Regions from separate parts of the Homo sapiens genome. Here region 1 is linked to region 2. A link is a loop called in an ENCODE intact Hi-C map of the cell type or tissue named here. Cell type or tissue: right lobe of liver. All regions are shown on one strand. Links, peaks and the distances in the headings refer to the core of each region. The heading gives the core; the rest is flanking DNA. Region 1 holds the start of ITIH3 (inter-alpha-trypsin inhibitor heavy chain 3). Region 2 overlaps NEK4 (NIMA related kinase 4).

What was found. Hi-C counts contacts between places; a loop is a spot of excess contacts. Peaks named below come from ENCODE experiments on the same cell type or tissue, not always from the same donor. Only the 100,000 strongest peaks of a DNase experiment are listed, where the experiment ranks them.
Region 1: it touches region 2 in a loop (2.0-fold over the local background); 8 of 110 quality-filtered maps call a loop at or near these places.

What each region holds. Positions count from the first base shown.
Region 1 is chr3:52,794,692-52,806,308 of GRCh38, reverse strand. It overlaps ITIH3 (inter-alpha-trypsin inhibitor heavy chain 3), which reads right to left and starts at 11,513. Exons shown (of 22, transcript NM_002217.4): 1 at 11,413-11,513; 2 at 10,686-10,706; 3 at 9,662-9,828; 4 at 9,466-9,570; 5 at 9,042-9,204; 6 at 8,379-8,492; 7 at 7,218-7,343; 8 at 6,821-6,937; 9 at 6,388-6,556; 10 at 5,646-5,771; 11 at 5,163-5,344; 12 at 3,790-3,975; 13 at 3,503-3,642; 14 at 2,300-2,454; 4 more. The coding sequence starts at 11,505. RefSeq lists an enhancer at 11,026-11,617. In right lobe of liver, for the core only: a CTCF peak has its summit at 7,067 (motif pointing right); DNase peaks (open chromatin) are centred at 3,473, 6,028 and 7,158; H3K4me3 peaks cover 2,834 bases; H3K27ac peaks cover 7,023 bases.
Region 2 is chr3:52,737,991-52,749,607 of GRCh38, reverse strand. It overlaps NEK4 (NIMA related kinase 4), which reads left to right. Exons shown (of 16, transcript NM_003157.6): 9 at 2,704-2,874; 10 at 3,398-3,547; 11 at 5,303-5,369; 12 at 6,147-6,256; 13 at 8,109-8,197; 14 at 9,974-10,179. Among named protein-coding and RNA genes, the nearest start is that of NEK4, 27 kb to the left of the region's middle. In right lobe of liver, for the core only: a CTCF peak has its summit at 7,007 (motif pointing left); no DNase peak of the experiment used is centred there.

The sequences.
Region 1 (11,617 bases), core at 2,423-10,422, 56 kb before region 2:
TGGGGATCCCCGTCCACTGGTGACACATTAGAGAAGGAGCTGACTCCCGGGGCCTCTCATCATACCTGGGGCCTCCCCCAGCCTTCTGGCCTCCATGGGCTCGACTCCGAGACAGGCAGGAGCACGTGCCCAGGCCCCTGAGCCTTCCCGAGGAGCAGCCAGGGACTCACCATAGTAGTAGGGGTTTTGAGGAGGCTGGTAGCTGGCTGCAGATACAAAGGGAGAGAGGGCTGAGCTAAGCAAGTGGCCCTGGGAGGCGCCCGACGACCCCCATAGGAGTTCAGCTTATGCCCCTCCCCTCCCCTTCCCGCTCGCTAATGCCATTGCCCTCCCACCCCGCAATCTCCTCAGGGCACATTGTCCATCTGCCCATCCCGGAGAGCTGAGTGAGTAGCCACGGTGGAGGGACATGTGGCAGGGGCAGGCTCTAAGCAGTGGGAGGAGTGGCAGCTGCCAGCATGTACTCACTCAGGTAGGACATGGCGGGGCTCACCGGTGTGGCTGAAAAGCCGAAGGGCAGTGGTGAGCAGGGTCTAGGGGTTCCTTCTCCCCCAGCCCCGTGCCTTCCTCCTGTCTTAGCGCTGCTGGGCCCCAGAGGGGCCCCAACACTGGCAGATAGAGGTGGAGATGTGACTACAAAGATTAGGCTTTGGAAATCGGGCACGTCCAGGGAAGCCCTTTATGGGGCTGGTGGCAATGGGATGTGATTTTAACGTTGGCGCAGGGCTTTTTGATGTGGCTGAAATGCAAGCCATTAAGTCATCTTCTCTCTCTTGAGTAATGCTCACAGCAAACATCTGCCCCACCCCTGGGCTTCCCACCCCCTAGTTGGGGTGAGTGAGGCTCACGGCTGTCTGTTGCTTCTTGATAGTAAACACCCACCCACACGTGCACACAGGCGCACACATATGCGTGCACATGCATATATGTACTCACATGCACCGGTACATTTATCAGGGCTGTTCTGAGGGGAATGTGATGGCCCAGTCCAAATGTGCCAGTCCAAATGGAGGTGGGGCAGGCCAGTAGGGGCTGGGGAGGCCCTGCCTAGTGGCAGGGAGTTTGTGAGGTTCCAGTTTTGTGGTGAGAGAGGCACAGAGGACTGTGATCCCCAGCAATTCCCAGCATGGGCATTGGGGCCAGACTGCCTTGGCCTAAGTACCAGCTTGGCCATCTGCTGAGTCTGTGAGCAAACAGACTGAGCAAATTAACCCCCCGTGCCTCAATTTCCCCATTGTAAAATGGGGATCATAAAAGGGCCCTCTTGGAGGGTTGCTATGGGACTAATGAAGTATAAATGACTGACATGCTAAATTGCTCATTTTTGCAGGTCATAGATACTGTCATACTGATTGTGTCTCCCTGGGCAAGGGAAGCCACCCCCAATTAACTCACAGGGATCCTCAGGCTCAGAGAGGGGCACGTTCATGATTTGGCAATAGGGCTGGGCCTGAGCCCAGGTGTCCCAAGTGTGCCCCCATGGCTGGGGGTCCTATCTTGCTTGGAAAGGCCTCCTCAGTTCTCTCTTGTCTCCCTTCCATAATGCCCAACCCGGTGGCTGGCTAAAGGCTTACCTTCTGCATCTGCAGGTGCAGCAAGGGAGGAAGAAGAGAAATGCATTAGAAGCCATAGGGCACTTGTGAGCAGGGACCAGAGCTGGCTGCTTGGCCGACCAGCCCTAGGCTGTGGGCCTCCCAGCAGCCAGCTCTTCCCCCACTGGGTGTCCCCTGGAACTAGGAGTTCTTGGAAGCCAGAGGCCTGGCCTGGCCAGGCCCAGCTCTTTGCCTCCCATGTCTCCCAATGCCAATCCTCCACCACCACACACAGACCCTGTACCTAGTTGCAGTGGGCATTTGGGACCCCCTGTTGAGTAGGGCAATCTGGGGTCTGGTTGAGGGGGTCCCAGCCTCCAGCTCTCAGGGACTCTTCCCCTAACAATCTCCAGGTGCCTGATAGCCTGCTCCAGGCCTTTCATGTTGGAAGTGCTTCTTCTTGTCTAACTAAGCCCTTCCATGCTGCAGCCTCAGTCCTTTTCCTTGAAATGCCCCATGGGCAGTGTGCCCCCTTTACTCACTTCCCTTTAGAGGTGCAGAGGCTCCTATTCACCCCACACCCCACTGTCCATGCTGACTGCTTCACGCTCCACCCCACTTTCCCCATCCCGTGGCCAGTTTTCCTTCAGATGCCCTACTTCAGCAGGTCTGGGTCTCCCCAGCCTGGCCCACTCCTCCACTGGACACCCAGGTAGGGTGCCCAGCACAGGAGGCCTCCGGGTTCCGGCCTCCATCCCTATCCCCACCTTCCCCAGGCTTGTCGGCAATGGCCCTCTCATCCTCGTTGTCCTCAGGCTTGGTCACCACCATTGAGGTCAGTGGAGTCACAAAGTGATACTTGAGGGACAGGTCCAGGGCCCGGGCCGTGAGGTTCTCCTTCTCCTCGCCATGGGCGTTCTTGCTGTGAGGAGGGGCCAGTCAGGAGGACAGCCTGGAGAGCAGCACCCTGCCCACTTCCCCTGCACTGGAGCAGTGGACACAGCTGGGGATCCCCACTCCACCTTCCCCATTGTGGGGTCCCCCAGGGTACAGCCCAGTTGGGCTCAGAGAAGACTGGCTCACAACTCCCTGGGGCATGTGAACAAGCCCTGTTTCCTTGCTGGACCTTGGTTTCCCCACCTATAAAACGTAAGGACCGGCCGGGCATGGTGGCTCACGCCTGTAATCCCAGCACTTTGGGAGGCCAAGGCGGGTGAATCACCTGAGGTCAGGAGTTCGAGATCAGCCTGGCCAACATGGTGAAACCCCATCTCTACTAAAAATACAAAAATTAGCCAGGCATGGTGGTGCATGCCTGTAATTCCAGCTACTTGGGAGGCTGAGGCAGGAGAATGGCGTGAACCCGGGAGGCGGAGCTTGCAGTGAGCCGAGATCCCGCCACTGCACTCCAGCCTGGGCGACAGAGCGAGACTCCGTCTCAAAAAAAAAAATAATAATAATAAAATAAAATAAATAAATAAATAAATAAATAAATAAATAAATAAATAAAATAAGGGGCTACAACAGCCACTCGCAATGGTGTCCATGTGCAGAGCACTCAGCATGTGCTAGATTGTGTACTAACGGCTTCACAGTCTAATCCCACCCACACCAACACTGACCCTCTCAGTGGGCTCAGCTCTGCCCTCTGGGCACTGAGGGCTGGGATCCCGGCCTTCAGTTCCACTCAGCCTCACCACCCCTGGGCCATGCCCAGTGTGGGCAGCAGGGTGCTGAAGTCCCCCCTACCCCGGGGCACTCCCAGGCTGCTGGCCAGGGGACTTGCCAGCTTGAGCCTTGGGGCTGACAGGATGGGGAGTGGCGGCCTGGGGTTCCTTACAGACTGCTCTACAGACACTTCCTGGGCTGGCCCAAGAAGAGGGCAGGACCGCTGGGACTGCGTATGGGGGTGCCCTTGCATTGGAGCCCAGCCAGGGGTAGGCACAGGTGGGGGCTGGGACTCTGCTCACCGCTTCTCCAGCAGCTGCTCAATGGTGAGGTAGGCCCAGAGCCGCTCAATGTAATTCCCGAAGATGTAGTCCCGCTCCTGCAGGGCCTTCTCCATCTCCTTCATGTCCACCTCCTCTGTGAAGGTCAGGTCGTTGGTGGCCTAGGGTGGGGGTAGAAGGAGGCAAGGGGCTGGAGGCTTGGGTGGATCAGGTTCAGGGGCCACCACTCCTGGACCCTCATGAGGCCAGAGCCCTACCACTGCTGATACCCCATCCCCAGCACACTTCCAGGCCCTGTCCCCACTCACCCCATGGCCCTTCACATCTGCCTTAAAGCTGTTCATGTCCTCGTCCACCAGGCGCCCGGCCACCACGATCTCAGAGCCATCGTAGAAGTGCTGGTAAGTGTTCTGGGTGAGGTCCAGGATAGCGTTCTCGGGGTACTCCATCTCCACACCCGTCAGCAGTGGGTTGGCCACCTCCTCATAGAAGCCCTGAAGTTCGCACGGGGCCAGTCATCTCAAGCCCCAGGTCAGGCTCCCACTGATGCTGCAGCTGGGCATCCATGCCCCAGGGCTGGGCCCGTCCTAATGGCTCCTAATGTTCACTCTGCCTGTCCCTGACTGCGTCCTTCAGTCTGTGGGGGCCTCCCCCCGGCAACTCCCTGCTCCCAGATAGACACGAGGAAGACTAGAAAGGACAGTTTCAGAAGTATTTCCTATTAAAAAAAAAAAGAAATATGAAAGGACAGAGTTCTTAGCACAAAGAAAGTATTTAAGGAATGTCTGTTGGAATGAAAGCAAGAAGGAGAAAAGGAAGTAAGAGAGGCAGATGATAAAGTGATGTGGACAGGAGTGCAGAGATCTGGAGACAGAGGAGGGAGGGAATGGGGTGGTCGCCCTGCAGAGGTGGAGATGCCATTACCTGCCTAGAGAAGGAACAAAATTGCTAGATTCAGCAAATGCAAAGACAGGACGTGCAGCTACATTGAAGGTCAAATAAACAATGAATAATTTTTTAGTGTAGGTATGTCTGTTATGGGTTGAATAGCGTACTCCTAAAGTTCAACCTTATTTGGTGATAGGGTCTACAAAATAAGGTCATGAGTATGGGCCCTAATCCAATATGATTGATGTCCTTATTAAAAGGGGAGTTGGACACAGACATCCAGAGGGAAGACATGTGCAGACACAGGGAGAAGACAGCCATTGATAAGCCATGGAGAAAAGGAAAGAGGCCTAGAAAGATCTGCCCTCATAGCCCTCAGAAGGAACCAACCCACCGCCACATGGATCTGGGATGTCCGGGCTCTGGAACTGGGAGACAATACGTTTCTCTCATTGAAGCCACTTGGTACTTTGGTATGGCAGCCGCCATACACTAATACAATGTCCTGTGCAATATTTGGGGCATACTTACACTACAAAAATTCATTATTTATCAGAAATTCATATTGAACCAGATGTCCTGTGTTTGCTCTGATAATCCTGTTGAAGAAACGGGCCTGTTGTGTAGCCCAAGGACAAAATCAGAATCTTTACTGATGGGTAAGAGATAGTCAGAGGTGGATTTTGACCCAAGACGAAGCTCTTCCTAATAACTAGAACTGTCACCTTATGGAGCAGCTGTCTGAGGAAGTAGTGAGCTCCTTATGCCCGGAAGTGTGCAAGACAAGGCATACCTGCAACTGCAAATCGGCATCAGAGTCCTCATAAATGCGCCGGGCAAACCCATGGTTCTCCAGGGCCATGTTCTCCAGGAAGTTATAATTCAGATTGTTGCCAAAGCCCAGGTTATACAAGGGGAACTTGCCCCCGATGGCATTCCGCACATTCTCTTGGATTTTTTCGGGTCTGCTCTCACCTGTTGGAGAAGGGGGTGTTCACAGTCCAGCCCCAGCCCTGGGGATGGTCTAGACCAGCTCTGTCTGGGGAGACCGGACTCCTGCACATGCAGAGTTGCTGGAGTCACGACCATGAGCCCTTGTGGGGCAGGTGGTGGAGAGCCCTGGCAGAGGGAGGCAGGACCCTGCCCTTGAGGGGCTCCCAGACCACAGGGAACCCAGGGAAGAGCTGCCCCAGGTTTTCCAATGAGCCAGCTACAGAGCCAGGAGCAGCAGCCAAGCACTCCAGCCCTAGCTCAAAACCATGCCCGTGCTCCTCACCAACATTGGCATCCCCATCAGTCAGCATGATGACAATGGAGGTGCTCCTCTCTGGGATTCTGTGCTCCTCTCGGGCCTTGTTCAGCATACTGATGCCCCTCAGCAGCCCGTCATTGATGTTGGTCACTGGGACACAGACAGACAGCACCGTGGGAGGGTGTCCTCAGGGTGCCAGTGTGCAGACAGGCTGGAGCGGAGGAGGCCGGGACAGCCGGCCCCACTCATGTGCCCAAGGACCCTATCTGCCAGCCCATGGTGGTACTCAGCAAACAATGAATGAACCACCACATGAACAAACAAACAAACAACTTCCACTTTCAAATGGGGATGAAAGGCACATGGTGAAGACGAAAAGCACATGGTGATTGTGAAAGCCCTTTGGCAGAGTTGGATGGACTCCCAGTACCTCTTGCTGGGAGGAGAGGGGAGCAGTGTAGACATCGTGCCATTTTCCATATGAAACAGGGCCAAGAAGAAGGGTTCTCTGTGGCCTTATCTTGCTGGGACTTGTGAGATACCAGGATCATGGATTAGAAACAGAAAGAATGGGTTTCCCTGGACCACGGAGAAGACAGCCGATATTCTGTCTTCAAGCCTGAGGACCATCCACTCCCACCTCTACCCCAGCTCAGATCTGAAGAGGGCCTGAGACCAGCAGAGTCCCTAAGAGGGGGGTTGCAGGCTGCTCAGGGACAGAGGGAGGCACCGCTAGGAGGTGTGTGGGCTCCAGCTCCGCTCTTACTTCCTTTATCCTCCATGCTCTTCACAAACGTCCTGGCCTCCTGGAGGTTCTCGGGCGTGGCCTGGACTAAGTGCTCTTTCCATGTGGACACATCTCCACTGAACAGGATGAAATTCAGATAGTCTTCCTCTTGCATATCTTCCAGGATTCTGAGAAGGGCCTCCTTTGTCTGGAGGAGAGACAAAGAGCTGGGAGAAGCCGCAGCAGAGAGTGAGGTCCCTTCTCAGCTCAGCAGGCGGTGCAGCCCACGCCATCTGCACCAGCGAGCCCTGCCTGAGGCTTGCCACAGAAGCGGGCAGAGGCCGTGAGCCTTCTCTTATCCTGTCCCCTTTCTCCTCATTCACCACAAAGATCAGCTTTTTCCAGTTAAAAAAAAAAATCTCTTCCACCCCCTACTACCCCGAGCCCTGGCTGTGCCACTGGTGCTGATTACCTGCTCTAATTTCCGACCAGCCATGGAGCCGCTGATGTCAATCACAAAGGCCACGTTCTTAGGCACCACTGGAAGGCCTTGAGGTGCAAAGAAGTGCACGAAGTAGCCATTGACTATCTGGAAAGTGGGGAGAGGGACGGAGGCCGGTGTCCTTTTAGCAACACCACATTGACTATTCTTGCAGGTAGAAGCCAGACATTTACCAGCCCAAGAAAAAGACGTTCCTATCCCACCCTCTAGGGGGTGCTGCACCAGGCTCTAGGCCATCAGCTGTCCCACATCCTGCAGGAAAACAGCCTTGGGCTGAGGACCCAGGGTGATGGCACTAGATCCAGCTGCAGCCCCCGCCCGACCAGCCCTCGCCCCACCCTGATGATGAATCAGCCAGCCCGGGTACCTGCACGTTGCCAGGAGATTCTCTGTTCACGTCATAGGTGATAGTGAAATCTCCATTGAGGAGGGAGTCTGTACAGGTTGGGCATGAACGCTGTTGGTCTAAGCTGGGCTTGAAGGACACATGGCCCTAAGGGATGGAGATGAAAGACCTTGCTCAGCTCGGCCAGGGCCTGCCCACTGGGAGACCTCAGCCCTTAGCTGAGGGAGCAGAGGTGCAGCCTCACAGGGAGGAGCCCTTGGCAGGGCAGAGGCTAGCAAGAGCTGGAGGCCTGGGCAGCCCTGCCCGCCGGTGGCGTGCTCTGCAGCTCCCAGGACTCACTGGAAGGCACTGTTTACCACGCTCCGGCCTTTCTGAGCACCGCTTTTCCCCTTGGAGATCAGGGCTCCTGGCTGGGCACAGGCCTTGGCTGATTCAGCTTCCAGCTCCCTTTTTCTTGGCCTCACACACCCATTAGCCCAGGCTACCTTGGAGCTCAGCACTGAGAAGCTACTTAGGGAAGGGGTAGCTTCCCATTAAAAGGAATTTCTTGTAGGTTTGGAATGTTGGTGTGTGGGTGCCAAGAGGAGGGGAGGGAGAAAGGAGGAGAAAGGGGAGGAGGAGGGTCCCGGGGCAGGATGTGGCCCTGCAGAAGCCAGCAGTCCTCTGAGTGTGTGCTCCTCGGGCCTCGCCCTGGAAGTCCTGGATGATTGGTTTGTTGTTTATACAAACATTTATTCACCCACTGTCCACTGCCATTAAGGCCCCTGGAACAGCTGGGAGCCTTGGGGACTGGAGTCAACCACCTAGCACCAAGAATGAAGTTCTCTTTAGTCTTTCACCTCTCATTGTGGAGTCAGTAGATCTAAATGACTCCCTTGGGCTTCAGCCTCGGGACCTGTAAAACAGGGAAGATAAGCCCTGCCCTGTCCATTTCCCAAGGGGGAACGGGACCAGGCTTTGTAAATGGCTCCTCTGGCAGGTCATTGTCAGCAGCCCCTGCCCTCAGCATCCTCACTCCCAACCCCAGTGGGCAAGGAGGAAGGTGATAGTTGCAGATTGATCCCCAGCCCCACCCCAACACATGCATGCTTGCAGCAGCTAAGCCCTAGGCTGCAGGCTTGTTCTGCTGGAGTCAGTATTCCTGTCCCCTGCCCCACCAGGTCTGAGAGGCATCTACATCACCTTTTTCCCTGAGAAGGACTTGGTGAGGGCGCTTCCCAGGAGGTCGTTGGTGATGAAAGAGGCCTCAGCATCCAGCATGCTGATTCCCTGAGGCTCGAAGATGTCTACCTCGATCTGAAATGGCCAAAGTAAGGAAATGTCACTCAGTGACCTCAGAGGCCAGTTCCCAGAACAAGGCCAATGGGAATGAGATGGGTCTGTGGTGATGCAGGGACCCTCTAGGACAGTGCTGAGGGCCAAGCCTGGTGTCTCCCACTGCGAAAGTGACCACAGGGGCTTGGAGGAGAGTATGCTGATCGGGAGGTGTTACCACCGCCTGCCATATGCGCCCGAAATTCCACCACTGATGCTTTTCCTTTGGCTTTCAGCTTTGAGGTAGGAAAAATGCCCATGTGCCCAGTGAGAAGCCTTACAGAGGCACTTGCTGGTGTTGCTCTTGAGGGCCCAGCACCGAATCTGCATCTGTGGAGTCCATCCCAGCCTCTTCCCCTTGGCCCCAGATGCTTTTGGCCAGAACCATTGAATTCCTCCAGCCTTCCCAGCCAAGGATGGGGGATGCCGTGAGGCAGAACTTTTGTTTTTGACCCCTGTCTGAGACTGCCCCATGGGCGGGTTCCTGCACCCCGCTGCCGTCCCCCCAGGTCTGCAGGGGCGGTTGATTACCTCAAAGTGTTTGACCAGTTGCTTAGGCTGGACCTTGAGGTACATCTCGTACTTGCCCTTGTGCCTCTTCAGCAGCTCCTCGTAGGTTAGCTCGAAGGTGACTTTGCTGCCTGCAGCCACGTTGACCGAGACTGTGAACTTCTCCAACTTCCTCCCAGAGGCCCTGACCAGGGTGCGAGATGGTGACTCCCTCAAAGACTGCAGGAGCCCACCCTTCCTCGGCCCTCGGCCCCAGGCCCAGCCCTTTGGCGAGGGAGATCCCTAACCATTCTGAGCCTCACTTGCCTCAGCCTCAACGTGGGATAATGGCAAAATTATGGGCACATTTTGCTATACCAATAATAATAGCTGTTGTTGTTGTTTGTAGCCCTGAAGGCCCTTGGATCCCAGACATTCTCCCCAAGGCCTGGGAGTCCATACTTACTTGACCAAGCCGGCCGTCTTGCCCTGGGACACAGCCTTTTCATACTGCTTCTTGGCAACTTCCTTCTCCTTGACATTCCCAGGGTAGGTAACACCGTCGATGGTCCTGCAGGGAAAGAGAGTTGGGGGTAGGGAGATCACACTGGGCCAGACCCCCTGTTCCCGAGCCCAGAGCCAGCAGCCATGGTGGTACCCACAAGGTGAAGTTGGTGATGAAGGCCGTCTTGGGCAGCTCCACATCAAAGGAAACCTCCTTGGCCGTGTCTGCACGGTTGACGGCTCTCATGGTGACAACATTGTGAGCAAAACGGGAGGTCACCTTGGAGTTGATTTTGGTACTGTAGACCTCGATGCCATTGGCCACCTTTGGGGAGGTGGGTGGAGAATCAGCCAGACTGGGACACTGGAGAAGCAGGTTTGCAACCCAGCCACCTCCCTTGCAAACCCTTGGAGGCTCTGAGGCCCCTGCCCGGCACGCAACCCTCATCCTCCAGGTCTTCTACACTGGAAGACTTGGTGGCGTCTCCAGTCTCCATGTTCTGGTGGCCACCATTATTCAGATGCTTGTCCTGCCTCCTTAATTCTGCGATCCGTTTACACACCACTGCAGCCAGTGAGAGCTTGCCCTTTCCCGTCCAGTCACCCTGAGCTCCAGCTATGCGTGGGACACTGGCTCTGGAGCATCTGCCCCTGGCTCTTCCTGCTCATCCTCCACACCTCACACTCCCTCAAGCACACAGCCCAGCCCACCTCCTGGGTCTTTAGGTAATTGCCTCATTCTGTCTCCCAAAGAGGAACTGATTTCCTGTGCCAAGGGAAGTCTCCAAACACCCTCTTTCCAATAGGGGTGTTGAATTTTGAGAGGCTCTAGGGAGGTGTTCCAGCCCCCTCCCCCTAGGGATATAAAGATGCTTCGTGAGGGTGTGGCAGGGACCGCTTCACAGAGCCAGGTACCAGCAAGTGCTAAGGAAGTGTCTGCGGAAGGAAGGGATGCCTGTGAGGGGCCCTCTTGGGCTACATCCTGCGAGGTTGGAGGGGTCGTCACTCTGTGGTGCTCTTTCCCAGGAGTCCTGCGCTGTTGGAGGCTGCCAGGGCAGAGGGCCGTAAGCTGTTTGCCAGCTGTGAGGAGTCAGCTGTTATAGCCTACACCTTCAGCAGTTGGGGAACCAGCTCCATCCTGCCCTGCCCCACTCGGTCCCACCCCCTGGTGAAAGTTCTTACCCCTTCCGGGAGGCTCCGTTTCTGAAAAAACAAAAACAAACACAAACACAGGAATCAGGCCAAGGCCAACACCAAGGCCGCATGGCCTGGGAGGCTCTGGGCTGAGACCAGGGGTTCAGTGGTGCCCTGCCCCCCACACACCTGAGTGGCCCCCAGACATAGGACCCTCCAGAGCCACATGTCAGAGTAGGAAAAACTCTGAATAGATGGGGAAACTGAGGTCCAGAGAGGGGCAGGTATCCAGGTTACCAGGAGAGCAGGGCAGGGGGAACTGAACCCAGAGCTCTCTTCACACCCTACATGCCCCACCTCATTCTATCTCCCATTCTGCCTTTCCCTGGCCCCCAGGCCCCTTTAGGCCTCCTTCCAGAGCACCCCTGCCCCCGCCACACCCCGCAGGGCTCAACTGAGCATTTTGTAGAGGTCACACTCGTTTGAGACTTGAACCTTCATTGCCCCTCAGTGAAGTGAGCAGTTCCTGGTGCATTGCTCTTTTGACAGGTGGGGAAGCTGAGGCCCAGGGAGTTTTAAGAGCCTTCCCAGGGTTAGACAACAGGTTAGCATAGGCCTCAGCTGGAGCCCGGTTCTCCCAGTGTCCACACTACTCCCAGCAGCTCAGTGCCCAGCCCTCTGCCTCCTCTTCACTCCACTCAGAGGCCTTGCCCAGCATGATGCCTTCTGCCCATTCCACACCAAGACCCAGATGGCAAAGAGGGGGCAGACTCACCCCAAGCAGCCGAAAGGGGCTTCTCGGGAAGCCAGAGGCTGCCAAGCTGGAGAGCAGAGCCAAGATGAGACAGGGCCACCATGCAAATGCCATCGCTGAATACTCAGGCCTGGCCCACGCTCCTTATATGAGCAAGCCTGGTGTTTTCCAAGCAGGGTCAGTGACCTGCAGCGGGGGTGGGAGGAGTGGAGGCAGGAAGGGCCTC
Region 2 (11,617 bases), core at 2,072-10,071:
CCTGCCTCGACCTCCCAAAGTGCTGGGATTACAGGTGTGAGCCACCGTGCCCAGCCTTGAGCATCTTTTTATATACTTTGGCCAGTATTTCTCCTTTGGAGAAATAATCTATTTGAATTCTTTATTCTAGATACCAGTTACTTATTAGATACAGCATTTGAAAATATTGTCTCCCGTCCAGGAATGGTGGCTCACGCCTGTAATCCCAGCACTTTGGGAGGCCGAGGCAGGAGGATCCCTTGAGGTCAGGAGTTCAAGACCAGCCTGGCCAACATGGTGAAACCCTGTTTCTACTAAAAATACAAAAATTAGCTGGGCATGGTGGCACGAGCCTGTAATTCCAGCTACTCAGGACGCTGAGGCAGGAGAATCGCTTGAACCTGGGAGGCAGAGGTTGTAGTGAGCTGAGATTGACCCAGTGCACTCCAGCCTGGGTGACAGAGCAAGACTCCATCTCAAAAAAACAAAAAAGGAAAATAAAATATTGTCTCCCATCCTCCCCTCCCCTCCCCTCTTCCCCTTCTGCAAGGCCTTGCTCTGTTGCTAAGGCTGGAGTGCAGTGATGTGATCTCAGCTCACTGCAGCCTCCACCTCCTAGGCTCAAGTGATCCTCCAATCTTACCCTCTCGAGTAGCTGGGACTACAGGCATACGCCAGCACGCCTGGCTAATTTTTTCTATTTTTTGTAGGGACAGGGTGTCCCTATGTTGTCTAGGCTGGTCTCAAACTCCTGGCTGGGCTCAAATCATCCTCCCACCTTGGCCTCCAAAGTGCTGTGATTACGGGTGTGAGCCACCTGTGCCTGGCTGAGCATCTAATTAATATGCATCAGACATAGTCCTAAGTACTTTTAGTGTATTCTTTCAGCTAATCCTGAAATAGTAATACAATATGGCTGTGGGTATTAGATCCATTTTTAAATGATGAAACTGGGCTCAGGGAAATTAAGTTTCTCACATAAGACTGCATCTAATGCCAAGCTCAATGGTCTTTTTATTGTGCTTTTTAGGGTACATCCAAATAACTGATGTTTACTTGGGAAATAAATTTGTATTAAATTGGAATTCATTTAAAACATTGGTTCATTTTCAGAATGGAAAACCTATGAAAAGTTATGAGGAGATTTTTAAAAATAATTGAATCAAACATCAGTAGTTTCAGATTAACCACAATTTAAGTGATTGAATTAAAACAATTATTTTTATTTGGAGGAAGAGAAAAAAATCAGAACATTTGGATAACTGATGTCGGCATTTTGTCTTTGCCTGTCAACACTGCAAATAAACATTCATTTTGAGAAAGACAACTTCTCATTTTCTTTTTAATTTATTAAAAAATTTTGGCCAGGCACAGTGGCTCACACCTGTAATTCCAGCACTTTGGGAGGCCGAGGCGGGCGGATCATGAGGTCAGGAGATCGAGACCATCCTGGCTAACACAGTGAAACGCCGTCTCTACTAAAAATACAAAAAAAAAAAAAATTAGCTGGGCGTGGTGGCGGCCACCTGTAGTCCCAGCTACTCGGGAGGCTGAGGCAGGAGAATGGCGTGAACCCAGGAGGAGGAGCTTGCAGTGAGCCGAGATCGCGCCATTGCACTCCAGCCTGGGCGACAGAGCGAGACTCTGTCTCAAAAAAAATTAAATAAAATAATAATTTTTTTTTTTGAGACACTCTTGCTGTGTCACCCAGGCTAGAGGACAGTGGCATGATCACAGCTCATGGTAGCCTTGACCTCCTGGACTCATACAATCCTCTTACCTCAGCCTCCTGGGTAGCTGTGACTACCTGGCATATCACTACATCTGACTTTTTTTTTTTTTTTAAATGGAGATGGAGGTCTCACTCTGTTGCTCAGACTGGTCTTGAACTCGTGGCCTCCAGTGGTCTTCCTGACTTGGCTTCCCAGAGTGTTGGGATTACAGGTGTGGGCTACCACACTCAGCTTCTTCTCATTTTCATTTACAATTTTAAAAGTAGGCATGGAGCGTTTGGCCATTTGGATGTTCAAAAGACTTCATTATTTTGTGTTTTTGTGTGTGTTTGCTTCATTTTATAATCATTATTTTTTAACTGTTGCATTATGATTTAATTTCATTGCACAAAAATTTGAAATTGCAACTGCTTTTCTTTTCTTTTCTTTTTTTTTTTTTTTGAGATGGAGTCTCACTCTGTTGCCCAGGCTGGAGTGCAGTGGTGCGATCTCAGCTTACTGCAGCCTCCCCCTCCCGGGTTCAAGCAATTCTTCTACCTCAGCCTTCTGAGTAGCTGGGATTACAGGTGCGTGCCACCATGCCCAGCTAATTTTTGTATTTTTGTAGAGACGGGGGTTTCACGATGTTGGCCAGGCTGGTCTCGAACTCCTGACCTTGTGATCTGCCTGCCTCAGCCTCCCAAAGTGCTGGGATTACAGGCACAAGCCACCATGCCTGGCCCGCTTCTTTTGTTTTCTAAGAGGAAGGTTATGTATACCTCTATATTCAATTCTGCATTGTTATATTTGAACCATATTGTGAACTTTACATTGTGATGGGTCATTTTAGAACTTCCATGTAACACTAAATTGCAATATGGAAACCAGTTTTTAAAACTGAGGAAAGTTTTCATGCTAAAAAACAAAAGCCACTTTTTATGGACAACTTACTTTGGATTACAATGTACCAGGTTGCTGCTATACTTTAAAATGTCATTTTATTGTTTTTAAGGATCAAGTTGCTGGTGAATGTATTATAGAAAAACAGGGCAGAATCCACCCAGATTTACAGCCACACAACTCTGGGTCTGAACCTTCCCTGTCTCGACAGCGACGGCAAAAGAGGAGAGAACAGACTGAGCACAGAGGGGAAAAGAGACAGGTCCGCAGAGATCTCTTTGCTGTAAGTCATTTTGCTTTGGTTTGGGAGGTGGACTTTGGGAAACTCAATTTCTATTTAGAGCAATTAACAATTGCCAAAAAGGCATGTAAGAAATGCAAGGAACATAATACAGAAGGGTGACAATGGCAAGATGCTAAATAGTAGTTTTCAAATATCAGTGAGTTCGAAGCAGAGTAAGGATTTTATCTTCTCCAGCAAAGATGGACAGATCATTTTGAAAGTTAAAGGAATAGGCTAATGTGGTTAAACCTTTGGCCCCATCTGTATTGTACTGATGAACAGTTCTTTCTTCAGCTTCTCCACAGAATCATGTTGACATCTCATTTCTAGAAATAACTTCAACACGTATCCTCTCCATAACCTTCTTAGATGACTGACTTTTGGCAGAGTCTTTCCAAAAAAATGCAATGTTTTGAAGGTTTTAAGAGCAAACCACGGACAAATACATAGAGAACCTGCTGATAGGGGAACATTGGAAGGGGCTATATATGAAACTGATAATCTTCTTTTTTAATTATTTAAGTTCCAAGAGTCGCCTCCTCGATTTTTGCCTTCTCATCCCATTGTTGGGAAAGTGGATGTCACATCAACACAAAAAGAGGCTGAAAACCAACGTAGAGTGGTCACTGGGTCTGTGAGCAGTTCAAGGAGCAGTGAGATGTCATCATCAAAGGTTTGTGGGAACATATGCTGGATTTTTAAAAACCTTATAACCAGACGTGGTGTATCATGCATGTAATCCCAGCACTTTGGGAGGCTGAAGCAAGAGGATCAATTGAGTCCAAGAGTTCAAGACTGGCCTGGGCAATATAGTGAGACCTTGTCTCTACAAAAAATTTAAAAATTAGCGAAATGTGGTGGCATGTGCCTATAGTCCCAGCTACTCATGAGGCCGAGGTGGGAGGATGGCTTGAACCCAAAAGGCGGAGGTTAAGGTGAGCCGAGATCATGCCACTGTACTTCAGCCTGGGTGACAGAGCAATAACCTGTCTTAAAGCAGAAACCCTCCAAAACCTTCTTATAAAGCTTTTTGTTTGTAAAGTCTTGTGTATATTATGAAGTTTTGTATTAAAACATCTTAGCTCTGCTTCTTGCCAAACACTGGAAGGAACAGATGGGACAGATGTGATCTCAGCAGAATCTTTTTTTTTTTTTGAGGTGGAGTCTCGCTCTGTTGCCCAGGCTGGAGTGCAGTGGCACAATCTTGGCTCACTACAATCTCCGCCTCCTGGGTTCAAGCAATTCTCCTGCCTCAGCCTCCTGAGTAGCTGGAACTACAGGTGCCAGCCACCATGCTCGGCTAATTTTTGTATTTTAGTAGAGATAGGGTTACACCATTTGGCCAGGCTTGTCTCAAACTCCTGACCTCAGATGATCCGCCTGCCTTGGCCTCCCAAAGTGCTAGGATTACAGGTATGAACCACCGCACCCGGCCTCAGCAGAATCTTTGATTGAAATGGACAGATTCTGTGGTTTCAGAGATGGTCACTTCCAGTGAATTAAAGAAACCAAGTAGGCCAGGTGCGGTGGCTCACGCCTGTAATCCCAGCACTTTGGGAGGCCGAGGTGGGCAGATCACAAGGTCAGGAGATCGAGACCATCCTGGCTAACACAGTGAAACCCCATCTCTACTAAAAATACAAAAATAAAATTAGCCGGGCGTTGTGGTGGGCGCCTGTAGTCCCAGCTATTCGAGAGGCTGAGGCAGGAGAATGGCGTGTACCTGGGAGGCAGAGCTTGCAGTGAGCTGAGATAGGGCCACTGCACTCCAGCCTGGGCTACAGAGCGAGACTGCATCTCAAAAAAAAAGAAACCAAGTAGATTCCGAATATGGCAAATGTGAAAGTCCCCATTTGCCCTTCCAAAAATGAGCACCTCCCAGAAACGAGGGCTGTGATCATTGTGATCATTTTTCACTAGTAGCTATAACCCTGCTGTGGGCTGGTTTCCAATGGACACTCCTCTAAGTCCAGCGCAAGACCTTTTTTTTTTTTGGTCTTGCTGTGTCACCCAGGCTGGAGTAAGACCTTTTTCTTTTTTTTTTTTTTTTGAGATGGAGTCTTGCTCTGTCACCCAGGCTGGAGTGCAATGGCGCGATCTCAGCTCATTGCAACCACCGCCTCCCAGGTTCAAGCAATTCTCCTGCCTCAGCCTCCCGAGTAGCTGGGATTACAGGCACGCACCACCATGCTCGGCTAATTTTTGTATTTTTAGTAGAGACGGGGTTTCACCATGTTGGCCAGTCTGGCCTCGAACTCCTGACCTGGTGATCTGCCCACCCCAGCCTCCCAGAGTGCTGGGATTACAAGTGTGAGCCACCGCATCCAGCTCAGACCTTTTTCTTAATGCTGAATGATACATCATGGATTGTAGGTGTTATAAAAATAGCAAGTAGGAATGGAAGTGACTCTGTGACTTTCTTTTAAAGGATCGACCATTATCAGCCAGAGAGAGGAGGCGACTAAAGCAGTCACAGGAAGAAATGTCCTCTTCAGGTAAAGTTGACTTCTTTTCTTCATCTAATTGGCAGTTAGGGGTATGGTTCGTGGACAGAAACACTGGTTCTAACTATGAGAGGTTGAAACTTTCCAGCAGCAGTAAAACATGTAGGAAATCGAGTTGGAAAAGATTTTGAAATTTCTTAGTCAAGTCTTTTAAGAAATCATCATAGGGTGTTGAATGTGGTTCAAATATCAGAGGAGGGGGATATTAAAGAAATAACAAGAGGGCTTTGAGTGGCAGTAAGTCCTGGGAGGTTTCAGACCAGAAATCAAGTGAATGTTTAACTTTTTTCCATGTCCAGTGTCCACTGTTCAGTGAATTGCTCCCATCTTAGGAACAGAGGGAGGTTGCTTGGGGAGTGGTGCTGCCGTAGGCTGAGGGCTATCATTCTTTTTAATATTTTTTAAAGATAGTACTAGCAGTTTCCATTTATTGAATGCTGACCATGTCTTAGGCATTATGGTAAACATATTAAGGGTATTATCTCATTTCACATTTACAGTACTGCCAAAATATGCAGCATTATCCTCATTTTGCAGCTAAGGAAACAGAGGCTCTGAGGAGTTAAGTAACTTGCCCAAGGTCACAGAGCTGGTGGACCTAGAGCTAAGATTTCAACTGAGGTGTCAGACACCAGAGAAATGATAAATATGCTGTTTGACTTACTTTTGGGCTAGCTCCTGCTGGGGTATGTTCCATACCAAATACAAAGCCCTTTTCAACTGGGGCAGCCCACCACAAACAACTACTGGGGATGTTTGCCTTTTCAGGCCCTTCAGTGAGGAAAGCGTCTCTGAGTGTAGCAGGGCCAGGAAAACCCCAGGAAGAAGACCAGCCCTTGCCTGCCCGACGGCTCTCCTCTGACTGCAGCGTCACTCAGGTGCATTACGTACTCCTAAGAGAGAAGGTGGACAGTCTACATCTGGCAGGCCTAATGCAGTAAACCTTTTAAATGTCAGCTCCATTTATTTTTGGGACAGGGCCAGCTTGTTATATCTTTTCACTCTTGATAAAGAAAGGAACTGGTAAATAATAGTCAAAAGGATTATGATTGACCCATTAAGGGAATAAATTTTTCAGGTACTCTTGTAAACAATTGATAGCCTAATTAAAAATATTTCATAGGTTGGTCTTAACAGGACTTCCTGGCCTGATGCAGTGGCTCACGCTTATAATACTAGCACTTTGGGAGGCCAAGGTGAGAAGATTGCTTTAGCCCAGGAGTTTGAGATCAATCTGGGCAATATAGTTGGACCCTGTCTCTAAGAAAAAAAAATTACCTGGCAAGGTGGCGCACACCTGTAGTCCCAGCCACTCGGGAGGCTGAGGTGGAAGGATCACTTGAGCCCAAGAGGTTGAGGCTACAGTGAGTTGTGTTCACACCACTGTGCTTTAGCCTAGGTGACAGAGCAAGACTCTGTCTCAAAAATATAAATAAATAAATAAGTAAATAAATAACAGAACTTTCTAAGGGCTTGCACTAGGCAGCACTTTGCTCAATCTGCTGTGATACCAACATACCCATCTGTGTCGCCAGATTTGAGTCTCACTTGCTAATCATTCCTCAGTTTCTTATTTGTGTCAATGTAGTTTACCTTCTTGCCTGTAGATGATGTAGGGACACCATCTGGTGGCTAAATGGGTAATTACTAGGTTTCTAACCCATGTTCACCTCTCTGTATAATACTCTGGGAATTCTTCCTGTTCTTTGAAAGTATTGGATGTATTATTTCTTTAACTATATCATTTAGTTATTTCACTAATAGAGGCTGCCTTCCATATCTCAGAGTTGTAAGGTTTATGTGTATTTTTAGGTGATCCTTTAAAGCACTTTAACAGTCTCACATTAAGAGCAAGCTGAAGCTGGGCATGGTGGCTTGTGGGTGTTATCTCAGCTACTTGGGAGGCCAAGGAAGGAGGATTGCTTGAGCCCAGGAGTTTGTGGCCAGCCTGGACAACATAGTGACACCCCTGTATCCAAAAAAAAGAAAAAAAAAAAGACAAGCTGAGTTTGCCTAGGTAATTTAAAATGCCAACATTCCTATAGAACAAGCCTTCTGCTTAGGAGTTGATAAACCAGAACTAGCCATCCACTGTCCTCTGGAAATTTCTTCACAGCTGAGACTCTCCAGGACCTTTGTAAAACTTCACCTTGGGCAGGCGCGGTAGCTCATGCCTGTAATCCCGGCACTTTGGGAGGCTGAGGCAGGCGGATCATGAGGTCAAGAGTTGGAGACCAGCCTGGCCAACATGGTGAAACCCTGTCTCTACTAAAAATACAAAAATTAGCTGGGCGTTGCGGCACGTGCCTGTAATCCCAGCTACTCGGGAGGCTGAGGCAGGAAAATCACTTGAACCAGAGAGTCGGAAGTTGCTGTGAGCCGAGATCGTGCCACTGCACTCTAGCCTGGCGACAGAGCAAGACTCTGTCTCAAAAAAACACAAAAATCAAAACAAAAAAAAAACAAACAAAATAAAAAACTTCATCTGATGTTCTTCAGTTATTCTTGTGGACTTTATGAGTGAACTGGGATATCACGGGTAAAATCACTTCAATGTTTTTTTCTTTTTGCCACAAATCATATGGGAACAATTTTTGTATTTGTTAGATTCTCCTGTTATATTGCACCTAGGAACGTATTGTGTCTAGTTGTTGCATCTAAGACTGGTTCAAGTATCACATTCTGGTTGTGTTGTCATGTAGAATTTTAATTCTTCCAAACATTTAATAGGAAAGGAAACAGATTCATTGTCTGTCTGAGGATGAGTTAAGTTCTTCTACAAGTTCAACTGATAAGTCAGATGGGGATTACGGGGAAGGGTAAGTTCTTGTTTTTCTGTCTCCCTTTATAAACTATTTCTGTTTTAATGAATATTAAATGTGCATTTTCAGTAGTATTTAGATCTCTAGTATTCCCACTGATAAAATTATAAATGGTTTGTGGCATATGCTGGAGCTAAAAGTGTCTCTTCTTTTTTTTTTTTTTTTTTTTTTGAGACGGAGTTTCGCTCTTGTTGCCCAGGCTGGAGTGCAGTGGCACAATCTCCGCTCACTGCAAGCTCCGCCTCCCGGGTTCACACCGTTCTCCTGACTCAGCCTCCCAAGTAGCTGGGACCACAGGCGTCCGCCACCATGCCCGGCTAGTTTTTTGTATTTTTTTAGTAGAGATGGCGTTTCACCGTGTTAGCCAGGATGGTCTCGATCTCCTGACCTCGTGATCTGCCCACCTCGGCCTCCCAAAGTGCTGGGATTACAGGCGTGAGCCACCACGCCCCGCCTGGCCATTATTTCTTCACATTTTTTTTTTGGACTTCTTCCTGCCCTCTTAGGGATTCCAATTACATGTATATTAGGCTCCTTAAATATGTGCCACAGCTCACTGATGCTCTGTTTATTTTTACTTTTTAAAAATATATTTTATTTTATTTATTTATTTTTTGAGACAGAGTCTAACTCTGTCATCTAGACTGGAGTGCAGTGGCATGATTTTGGCTCACTGCAACCTCTGCCTCCTGAGTTCAAGGTATTCTCCTGTCTCAGCCCCGCCGAGTAGCTGGGATTACAGGCACTCGCCCAGCTACATTTTTGTATTTTTGGTAGAGACTGGGTTTCACCATATTGGCAAGGCTGGTCTCGAACTCCTGACCTCAGGTGATCCGCCCACCTCGGCCTCCCAGACTGCTGGTATTACAGGCATGAGCCACTGCACCTGGCCTGTTTTTACTTTTTTTCTGTTTCACATTTCATAGATTCTATTGCTATGTCTTTGAGTTCATTAATCTTTTCTTCTGCAGTGTCTAATCTGTTAATCCTATCCCGTGTATTTAATATATTGTATCTTTCATTTCTAGAAATTTGATTTGGGTCTTTTTTTAATGTCTTTGTGTCTCTCTTTAACATGTTCATGTTTTCTTCTACCTTGGCCATATGGAAGATATTTATACTACCCATTTTAATGTCCTCATTTATTAATTCTATCAGTCGTGTCACTTTTGGATATGTTTCTATTAACTGATTTCTTTCTCTTCACAAATGTATGATATTTTCCTGCTTCTTTGCCCATCTGGTTATTTTTGATGGGATGCTAGACACTGAATTTTACCTCATTGGAAGCTGGTATTTTGTGTTTCTTTAAATATTCTTGAGCTTTGTACTTGAGTATAGTTAAGTTACTTTGAAATAGGCAGAATTTGTACACAGAATCTGGGGCTGTTTCTTTTAGACTGTCTCCAAGGTTCCTGTCTCACTTTCTAGTGACAGTGGTTGTTCTGAACTCTGTCCTTTCTGTAGGCCCACAAGATTGTGAGTTCTCTTGTACTTTGATCTGCCTATGGCCTGCTCTTAGGCTTAAAGGTGTTGACTCTTCTCCAAGATCTGCCTGCAGATTTTGTTTATTCTGCATTCCCTTTACGTTGTTGAGTTTTGTATTTTTTCTAGAGTTTATAGTTGTTATTTGTGGAAGGGTCAGGTCAGTCTGTAGGAACTTACTTGGACATTTCAAAGGATAATTCCCGAAAGGTCGTTTTGCACGTAATTTTTTAATGAAAAATTCTCATGAAGCCAATTAAATAACAAAGGGATATTTTTTTCCCCCAGGAAAGGTCAGACAAATGAAATTAATGCCTTGGTACAATTGATGACTCAGACCCTGAAACTGGATTCTAAAGAGAGCTGTGAAGATGTCCCGGTAGCAAACCCAGTGTCAGAATTCAAACTTCATCGGAAATATCGGGACACACTGATACTTCATGGGAAGGTTGCAGAAGAGGCAGAGGAAATCCATTTTAAAGAGCTACCTTCAGGTGATCAGCTTATTATTATTTTTTGTTTTTTAGACGGAGTCTCACTCTGTCACCCAGGCTGGAGTGCAGTAGTGTGATCTTGGCTCACTGCAACCTTTGCCTCCCGGGTTCAAGCGATTCTCCTGCTTCAGCCTCCCAAGTAGCTGGGACTACAGGCATGCACCACCATGCCCGGGTAATTTTTGTATTTTTGGTAGAGGCGGGGTTTCACCATTTGGCCAGGCTGGTATTGAACTCCTGACTTAAGGTGATCCTCCCACCTTGGCCTCCCAAAGTGTTGGGATTACAGGTGTGAGCCACCATGCCTGGCCTAGTTTATTCTTTTACAGCAAACTGGAGAGCATGTGTTTATTGGAGAACTGTGTCAAAACAAGGAACTAATGCCTATAAATTTTTTTGTGTTTTTAAAATTATTTCATTTGCATATCTCCATAAAAGGTATATCCTGTGTTTTGCAACAGAGGTATTCCTGAAAAGTTACATGAAAATTAATTTTTAAAAATAAATAGATAAATGTTTGTGGTTTTTCATGTGACTTTTCTTCAAGTTAGACAGTTGTGGTGTTTTTTAGGTTTAAGAGATGGTAGTGAAGCTTAAGTTCATATGTAAATTTTAAGTCATTAAACCAAACTCTTGTCAGAGGGAAAAAAGAATGTCAGTATAACAAGATTTTTAAAAAAACAGCCCTGCTGGGTACGGTGGCTCATGCCTATACTTTGGGAGGCTGAGGAGGGCAGATTGCTTGAGTCCAAGAGTTTGAGACCAGCCTGGGCAACATGATGAAAACTTGTGTCTACAAAAAATACAAAAATTAGCCAGGCATAGTGGCTCATGCCTGTAGTCCCAGCTACTCAGGCGGCTGAGGTAAGAGGATTTCTTGAACCCAGGAGGTTGAGGCTGCAGTGAGCCATGAGCATGCCACTGCACTCCAGCCTGAGCGACAGAGCAAGATCCTGTCTCAAAAAATCAGATGAAATGAAATAAAAATAAAATAATAAAATAAAATACCAAAAAAAAAAAAAAAAGGCTTGGTGTGGTATCATCATGCCTGTAATCTCATTGCTTTGGGAGGCCAAGGTGGGAGGATTGCTTGAGGCCAGGAGTTCAAGACCAACCGGGACAACATAGACCCCATCACTGCAAAAAATTTAAGAATTAGTTGGACATGGTAGTGCATTCCTGTAGTTCTGGTTACTTGGAAGGCTGAGGCAGGGTGATTGCTTGAGCCCAGGAATTAGAGGCTATAGTGAGCTATGGTCACACTGCACTACATCCCTATGACAGTGCAAGACCCTGTCACTTAAAAAAAAAAAATAGGCCGGGTGCAGTGGCTCATGCCTGTAATCCCAGCACTTTGGGAGGCTGAGGTGGGTGGGTCACGAGGTCAGGAGATCAAGACCATCCTGGCTAACACAGTGAAACCCTGTGTCTACTAAAA